Regions from separate parts of the Mus musculus genome. Here region 1 is linked to region 2. The links are chromatin loops, found by intact Hi-C in ENCODE. Cell type or tissue: left cerebral cortex. All regions are shown on one strand. Each heading gives the region's core, and the rest is flanking DNA. Links, peaks and the distances in the headings are about the cores only.

Region 1 (4,402 bases), core at 217-4,216, 390 kb after region 2:
TGAACACAACAACATCATAGTTTTTATGGGACAGAACTTTTAGTTCTGCCACACTCATCCCAAGGGAGTCAGAAGCTAGTTTCTGAAATAGAGATGGAGAAAAGTGGCTGACCACAGGGAATTAGAGATCAAGTAATGTTCTCACCCCTCCTCTCTGCCTAGCTTTCTTGGGATCAAAGGGATGATGGTGTCATGAGATGCCTGCATGTTGGTAACACTGCCCCAGGCACCAAATGCCATCACAACTCTTCATGTCCATTACAAACCTGAGGTCAAAAAACAGCAAAATGGAGGTGGGGGGGGGGGGGGGAGAAAGGACTGTAATTCAAAACTCCTGAGCACAGTACTCTCAAAGATGACTTCCAAACAGCTGTGGTGTGTCCATACCAGCTTAATGACTTGTGGACAGGGCACTAGCCCATCCCTTCACCAGAACTAGGAACACAGAGAGAAAGAAGTTGTTAAAAGGGATAAAGGGAAAATGTAAGAGAACATTGACGCTGTACCCATCACCAAAGCTCCGTCATTATCAGACTTTATGGAGATGCAGGTTATAAACTCTGAAGTGCTGTGCCACTGCTTGTTAAGCCCGAGCCATGCTGCCACCTTCTATCTCTCTTCTTCCAAAATCGGTTCTGTTTTCATTTTAAAATTCAAAAGTAAAATGATTAATTTACAATGCAAGGTTTTAAAGCCAGAGGAGAGAAAGACACAGAAATGCGTTTCCACTGATGCTCAGCTCCCTCCACAGACTGGGACTCTGGACATGCCTGTAATTCTTCTGAGCCCTGGCTTCTATGTGCTTGAGCATCTGTGCTAAGTCATTGCTGGAAACATATTCCAGATTGTGTGTTCTCATGACTCTGATAAGCAGCACAGATCGGCTGTTTTTCTCAGAGCCCTTTTCAAGTGACAAAGAAATCATTTGTTATTTAATTAATAATTAAGTGATAAAAGAAATAAAAATTTAATTTTATAAGCACATATCTGACTTCCTCAAGTCTAAAAAATATAAAAACATAACATTTCTGGGTAAAGAATACCATTGTTCTGCAGAAGACAAAGTAACAAAAGACTGAAAGAAATCCTAAGGAGGTAAGACAGCATAAAATGAAACTGGAACTCAGTGTTGGAATGACTAGTTCCGATGGATGAGAATAATTTAAAAAACATATTTTTGTTAACATTTATTGAATACATCTCCTGTCAATCATTATGGTGAGGACTTAGGACAGGTGTTTTTATTTCATCTGATGTGGCATGGCATTTTACAAGTTTTGACAATTAAACTTTCTATCCGTGTTACAAATTAGAAAGTGAGTGACTGCATTGAACTCCTAGCAACTGCATTAAGGCTCCTGTTGGCATATGCCCTTAATTCTCAGGGTATTGAACCCCATGTCAGGTGGAACCTCTGTCATGATACATGCTAGTGCTAGCTCTCTCTGGCCCCTGAAAGCTGCATTAGTGAATATGACTTGACACAAAATTAACAGTAATAAAATGTAGCATCAAAACAATACTCACATTCAAGTTTACAATGCTTGGCAAATTTTGGCACTTCATGGAGATTTATTAACAAGAGATGCTATTTTTTTTTATTAGTCATTTTCTCCCATGATTGAAATCGCAAGCTGAAAAGAAAGGCCATGCCTGGGACTTGGATAAATTCAATTTTACCTGTAAAAGGAATCCTCATCATGCGTGTGCCTACGGAACAATCAGGACTCACGAAAAGTCAAACCTTGAGATAAGGTATCTATCTCTCTGTGTTCAGCTTTCATCAGTCATAATATAAATGCACATGGCATTCTATCTATATTTAACCAAAACTTTTTGCTTTCTGGGCTATTTAGCTGCAGCACATTTAGGGGAAAAAAATTAAACAGAACTTAATGTACGCATGTTAAATACCCAGAAGCCCCTTCATTTTTGCTTTCTCTGGTGTTCCGTTATGGCTGGAAATGAGAGAAGGCGAGGTGTATTCACCTCCTAGAGAAAAAGAACACAATTTTCAAAAAAGGCCCCTTTCTTGTTTTACTAGTGCCCCCTCTAGTGGAAATTTTAGAGTAATACAAGCAAAAGGATTCTTTTAAAGACATTTGCGCACATTTTGTTTGCTTTCTTACATTTCCTTTTAAGAAACATTCTAAACACAATGATGTGAAATAAACAAACATAATAGTGCATAATAGATGTACAATGGCTTCAGCAGCGATTGTAATTAAACAGAGGAGTGATAACAGTCTGTGCTGTACTCAGAAAGGGAAAGGTTTTCAATAGCATGTGGCAGACAGACACGAAAACATATTTTGCCGGAACCCACTGTCACTCATTTCGCGGCTTGACTTTTTCTCTCCACAAGCCCATTTGGCCATTAGCCGAAGACTTTCTACCAGTCACATTCTTCCCATTTATTTTTAAAAAATTACCTCTTTCACTCTTTATTTTGTTACTATTCCATTATCAAGTACATAATTGTCTTCATCTCTAACTCCTACAATCCTTCCCCTGTGTGAAAACTACATCGGGTCCTCAAAACCAAGCCATATAAACTAACTCTGCCCATGATTTGTTAGCATTCCTTTTCTAATGGTTTGATAGCATTGTTTATTTTTTTCCTCCCATAAAATATGCGTGCTTGAACCCTAGAAATATAAAAAGAAGAAAAACTACCTGGCCCCAAATGAACATTCTTAACACTGCTTTATCGGATGCTTCCTGGAGACGTCGTGAGTTTGGTAGATGCTTCTTGTTCTATGGGGATCTCTGTCAACTTCTCGTCTTGTGCATTTAATGTGCTTCCCTGGTGATAGCCTAAGGGAGCTCTCACTAAACAATTAATGGGAGGCATCTCTTGGGAGCCTAATGGGTATTTAGCAGTAAGTTCAATTCCAGTGAATTGTATAATGTGATATTTTGACAATACATATGGAGAAGTTGCAGAAAAGTGAACTTTACTTTAAAAAGGAAAAAAAAATAAAAACACCACACACCTGCGGTTTTCGCCCTTTTGTTATTGTTTGGAGACAAAGAATAACTAAGATGTCATTTCCAGTGTTGTTGTGTGTGCCAGATTTTGCCATCTAGGCATAATAACTCCTGTTCAGTCTTACTAATGTTATGTGCAATTTTCAGTCTATTAGTGAACGTAAAATTTGCTGTGACATTTTGAATCCAAAGCCTCAAGCAACAAAAGGGGTAGGATGTGCAGGATGTCTGTACAATGTTAATAACAAATGATACGACCATATGAAACTAATATTAAGCAGAAAACACTGATTAGTGTTTTCTAGACCAAAGTCTCACTCTGATTTTAAAGTAGTTGTGTATCAAAGTTTTGGTTATATTTTTTAGGTGCTGCTTAAACCATTTCTTTTCTGTTTGCCAGATATAAAGATCATAGCATCATAGCGAGGTTGCTTTCTAAGTGTCATTTAGAGATTTCCTAATGGTAGTCTTATTTAAAGTGTGTGATATCAGCATCGTGTATTTGTTATTGGAATACGCTTTGCATCTGTAGCACACTCATAAACATAAACAAAGAGCTGATTTCTTAAAATAATTAGAAGTAGCTTTGATTCAAATCAATATAGCAAAGTAAATATGAATCACTTTACTCCAAAATAGATTTTAAGTAGTTTCTCATCTATTTTCACCCCTCCATCTGAAATGCTCAGAAAGTCTGTACAATGTTATAATCATGCAAATACTTGTATATGAATACACATACACCATATAGATACTATAGAATCATTTTAATACTTCTGAAGCTTACAAAAGTAATGGAAAGTGATCACTGTCTGCAAATTCCTATAGTTTAATTTGAATAAATTTCATTTCCAATTTTTCTTACTCTTTCAATGAAGTTTATACTCAGACATTTATTTCATGTCAATATCTTTTCTCAGAAATAAAAAATACATTGGCAAAAAATGAACTGTGACATGATCTGATTTGGAGCTCACTAATTTAAAAGCAACCCTCCCAAATGAAAGAGAAACATCACTTTGGCTGTTCTAATAATTTCTAGCTCAAAATGATTTACAAGAGTGCTATAGCTTCTTTAAGGAAGTGAACACAAATTCAACAAATACCCTCTCTATCAGAATTTATAAAGTTTTAGTCACTCTCCTCGAAAAAGACACTTTCCCACGGAGACCACATGGCATTAACAGTCTCACATAAATGACCATAAAAACGTTACATCGTTTTTCTCACTCCTCTTTCACATCCTTGGGGCAAGCAACGGCTAGTTCCCTATGCCAGGCAGGCTCCTTTTGCTCTGCTCTCAGAGAATGTGCCTGTCTGAATTATCACTGAACTTACGCTGCAAATTCATATGTTGTGGGAGGAATTACACAAACAGCTGCATCAGTCTATTAAGCATAGCAACCGCATT
Region 2 (4,402 bases), core at 258-4,257:
TGTACGGGGGCATATAAAGTTTGCATGACCAATGGACCTCTCTTTCCACTGATGGCCGGCTAGACCATCTTCTAATACATATGCAGCTAGAGACACAAGCTCCAGGGAGTACTGGTTAGTTTATATTGTTGTTCCACCTATAGGGTTGGAGATCCCTTTAGCTCCTTGGATACTTTCTCTAGATCCTCCATTGGGGGCCCTGTGATCCATCCAATAGTTGACTGTGAGCATCCACTTCTGTGTTTGCTAGGCCCCGGTGTAGTCTCACAAGAGTCAGCTATATCAGGGTCCTTTCAGCAAAATCTTGCTAGTGTATGCAATGGTGTCTGAGTTTGACAGCTGACTATGGGATAGATCCCTGGATATGTTGGTAGTCTCTAGGTGGTCCATCCTTTTGTCTCAGCTCCAAACTGTGTCTCTGTAACTTCTTCCATGGGGATTTTGTTCCCAATTCTAAGAAGGGGCTGTACTTAGTAGTTATTTGATAAAACTTTGTAGTAATGATGATGCTGTCATCTCTTGAGTATCATCATCTTCAGAAATGAAAGTAGATAAAAATGCCACTTATTTAAAAAAAGAGAATTTCACATAAACATTTCCTCTTTAGAGGTCTGCAACCCTATAGGTGGAGCAACAATATGAACTAACAAGGACCCTCTGGAGCTCGTGTCTCTAGCTGCATACGTATCAGAAGATGGCCTAGTAGGCCATCAGTGGAAAGAGAGGCCCATTGGTCTTGCAAACTTTATATGCCTCAGTACAGGGGAACGCCAGTGCCAAGAAGTGGGAGTGAGGGGAGGGTATGGGAGTGGTGAGGAGGGTATGGGGGACTTTTGGGATAGTATTGGAAATGTAAATGAAGAAAATACCTAATTAAAATAAAATTTAAATTTAAAAAATTAGCATATGCATTCACTCCTATGGATTCCTATTCACAAAATCAGATGTGTTCTTCATCAGCCATAATCATTTCATTGAAAAAACATTAAATAGAAAAATGATATTGATTTTTCTTCAAAAGTGATTGACTTAGTTACTCTGTGACTTTCAAGGAAGATTATTAGTATAATCAATAAATCACCAACCTCACAAATGGAGAATGAGTCAGAGAATAGCTATCCAATCATATATTATGAAAAAAGATGGTTTTGCAACAGTTTTAACTATTCTGCAACAGATTGTGCCCTAAAGCTCTAAGTATCCTATATTCAAGAGGTTATTTCACTCTTTGTCTCCTATGTAAATATATAAATTGACAGACATATACACGGAACTTTAAAATCATTCTATATCATCCCTAGGTTTATGAAAACAGAGTTTTTGCTAAGGTTAGGTAATAGGAAGTCAGTAAAAAGCAAAAACCTGTCATGTTTTTATTATCATTTGAGAGAGTATAGCACATAAAAAGGCAGCTTTACGTGGGTGAGGAAGAGGCATAGGAAACAGTGCTGTTAGATTATGGAGATGGTGGTGGGACCAGATATTCTCACGTTTTACTTCAAGTCCTAACATTACACAAATTCTGTCCAGCAAAAGTGTAGGTAGCACTTAGCTTTTCTATCAGAAAACATCTAAGAGGAAAAAATAAGACCCACAACATTAAAAAAAAATCATTCTGGTAAAGTGACTTCTATCTGAAATGAAAATTCCCAGATACCATCACGTTATACAAGGGTTTGAGGGTATAGCTAACTAATTTTTAGTAGCCTAAACAAGCATTAGTTTCCTGCACAAGGTTTTGGCTATTTTTCTGAAATGGAGGGACAGAAACCCAGTCTATGTTATTCTTCTACTCCTAGGGGGTAACCTACTTGAAGAAGACATCTTTTTGAAAAGCTTTTTCTCTACACTCTGAGAATCCTCCTGTCTGTCTCTGTCATACCCAAAGGCTGCCAGCACCTTATGTCTTCCTCGAGAGCTTGAGAGGCCAGAGCTTGACTGTGCTATTTTGCTGGTGCTCGCATCTTATTCATTCCTGTCTCTTGTTATTAAATTATGTGCTCGACTATTCAGTAGAAATGATAATCATATCTATATTAAAGACATAATTGTGAAAGTTAAGTGATATTAATTTCAAAATTGTATCCAAAATGAGAGACAGAAAATCACACTTCTCCCAGTCCTTCTCTTAGGTTTTTATACATTGGAAAACTGGTGTGCTATACCCTCTGAAACAAAGCAACACATGACAAAAGAATCCTGGCATAGGATCAGCTATCTTTTATCATAGGATATCTTGAACAATGTTGGTTTCTTCAGTGGTTAACCTTTTTGTTATACCCCCATGAAGGTAGTTGCTAAAATTTAGTATGAACTTAAGTAAAATGAATGAAATGCAGATCACTTCATCTTTGCTCAGGGTTTTAGGTTTATTTCCACTGAAATCTCAGGAATGCTCTACTTGAACCAGCTGCTTTGTCATCCCAGATTAAACATGGGGATGTCTAACATGTTCTTCTCTGCATTGTTACCTTAGAAACTGCAGGGCTGTGGGTGTAAAGGAAGAGGGGGGAGGGAGAGAGCCCGTGTCCTGCCAGAGTTCTGGTGCTCTGGGCCGGTGGAAATGGGAGGACTGCCATGCTTTCCACGCACCTCAATTGGGCATCTGGCTGTGTGAAGCCACTGACCCCACACAGTGCGGGGTGGTGGACAAGGGGCAGCAACAGGTACCAGGTTCTCAGTCTCTGGCATCACATGCTGGATAACGCAGAGAAGCTGAGAACAGAATAGGGGCCCTGGTCGACACTCAACCCAGGAGGAGAAAGGTAGAGGGGTCAGAGGGAGAGGGGGCACTAGGTGGTTCCCACATAGGTGAGTGTCTTTAGTCCAGGCCTTGATGAACAGAGACAGACTATGGTTTTAGAGCTTTATTGTAGCAAGGCAGGGGAAAAGAGAGGAGAGAGAGAGAGAGAGAGAGAGAGAGAGAGAGAGAGAGAGAGAGCAGTCATAGCCAAGAGGAGAGAAGGGGAAAGGGAGAGAAATAGTGTTAGAGAGTAAGAAAGGTGAAGGCTTAGAGAAAGAAAGGTAAAAGCTTAGAGAGAGGATAAGGAAAGTAAAAGCTTAAGAGAGTGAGGAGGGGCCAAACAGCCCCCCTTATAGTAGGCTGCTATCTTGCTGTTGCTAGCTAACTGTGGAAGAGTCTAGTCAGAAGGCCAGAAGCTTGGGGCATTGTCTACGTGACTAATAGCCACATGCCTCTCTTGTGGGGCTGTGGGGTCAGTAACTTCGACAGGAGTCAGGAGTCCAGGAGACATGAGGGAATGCCTTCTACCCCATGTAGGTAGAAATTACCACCCATCGGGTCTCACAGGGTTCAAGACCTCAGCTTGACTGGAGACCAGGCTGTCTGTGCATAGCCTATTACCCCACAAGAAACCTCAATGACTGGCATACCAGAGAAAGTCTCATATTCTTGTGACTCTCCATCATAACTATTATTTAAATTTCTTCCTTTGTTATTTGAAGTAATGCCTGCCAAAATGTTAAGAAAGAAAAAGTTAATTTGGCCTTACAATTTGAGTAAGCCATGGTTAAAGGAGCATGAGACCAATACATTGTCTGCACACTCAGGGACAAGAAGAGATAAATTTTGGTACTCAGCTGACTACCTTCCCATTTCCTTTGTCTTCAGAGACTCCAGCTCATAAGACAGTAATGCCCAAACACAGGATAGACTGTCCTTCCTTAGATAAGCTTCTTTGGAAATGCCTTCACAGACATGGTGTGTCTCCTAGGTGACTCTAAATCCATTTATTTTGGCACTATTAACCATTACAGTTAAATGTTTGGATATCATCTCCTTCATTCTTAACCCCTGAAAGTATTTTGGCAGACAAATTATTACTTGGCAAATATATGGAGAAGTCTCTAAAAGAACAAACTTCCACTTAAAGAAGCAAAAGCCTCAAGGTTTTTGAGAAATGAAATAGAATTCATTAGGAGGGACCAAATTAGCTTGGTGGGAAATTATCCTTGGTGACAATGCTGAGCTGTCTCTGTCATCAGGAAAAAAAAATCCACATCTATTGCAATGAAGTCTAATAGTGACAGAGAACTTCTGAGACATTAAAAGAAGAAATAACAAAAATGTTAAAATCAAAGCAGAACATGAGCAAAGAAGTGGTAGGGTATCACGTAGACTTCAAAAACCAAAACAACAACCAAATATGTTATCTTCTAGGCAAGCATGAGCTATCAGTGTATGTGGGAAAGGTAAGAACCAACAGGCACCATTTCAATTTAGAATAGGATAAGTTTGTGTTTTAAGGGATCTAGGTTTTCTTTAGGGGATCAGATAGCTTTTTTGCCTCTTAAAATCTAAGAGCTTTGCTTCATACATACATACACACACACACACACACACACACACATATATATATATATATATATATATATATATATA

What was found. Hi-C counts contacts between places; a loop is a spot of excess contacts. Peaks named below come from ENCODE experiments on the same cell type or tissue, not always from the same donor. Only the 100,000 strongest peaks of a DNase experiment are listed, where the experiment ranks them.
Region 1: it touches region 2 in a loop (2.0-fold over the local background); 2 of 42 quality-filtered maps call a loop at or near these places.

What each region holds. Positions count from the first base shown.
Region 1 is chr1:18,974,864-18,979,265 of GRCm38, forward strand. No RefSeq gene overlaps it. Among named protein-coding and RNA genes, the nearest start is that of Tfap2d, 130 kb to the right of the region's middle. In left cerebral cortex, for the core only: a CTCF peak has its summit at 2,058; DNase peaks (open chromatin) are centred at 2,059 and 2,269; H3K4me3 peaks cover 378 bases.
Region 2 is chr1:18,587,114-18,591,515 of GRCm38, forward strand. No RefSeq gene overlaps it. Among named protein-coding and RNA genes, the nearest start is that of Defb41, 320 kb to the left of the region's middle. In left cerebral cortex, for the core only: no CTCF peak of the experiment used is centred there; a DNase peak (open chromatin) is centred at 2,518.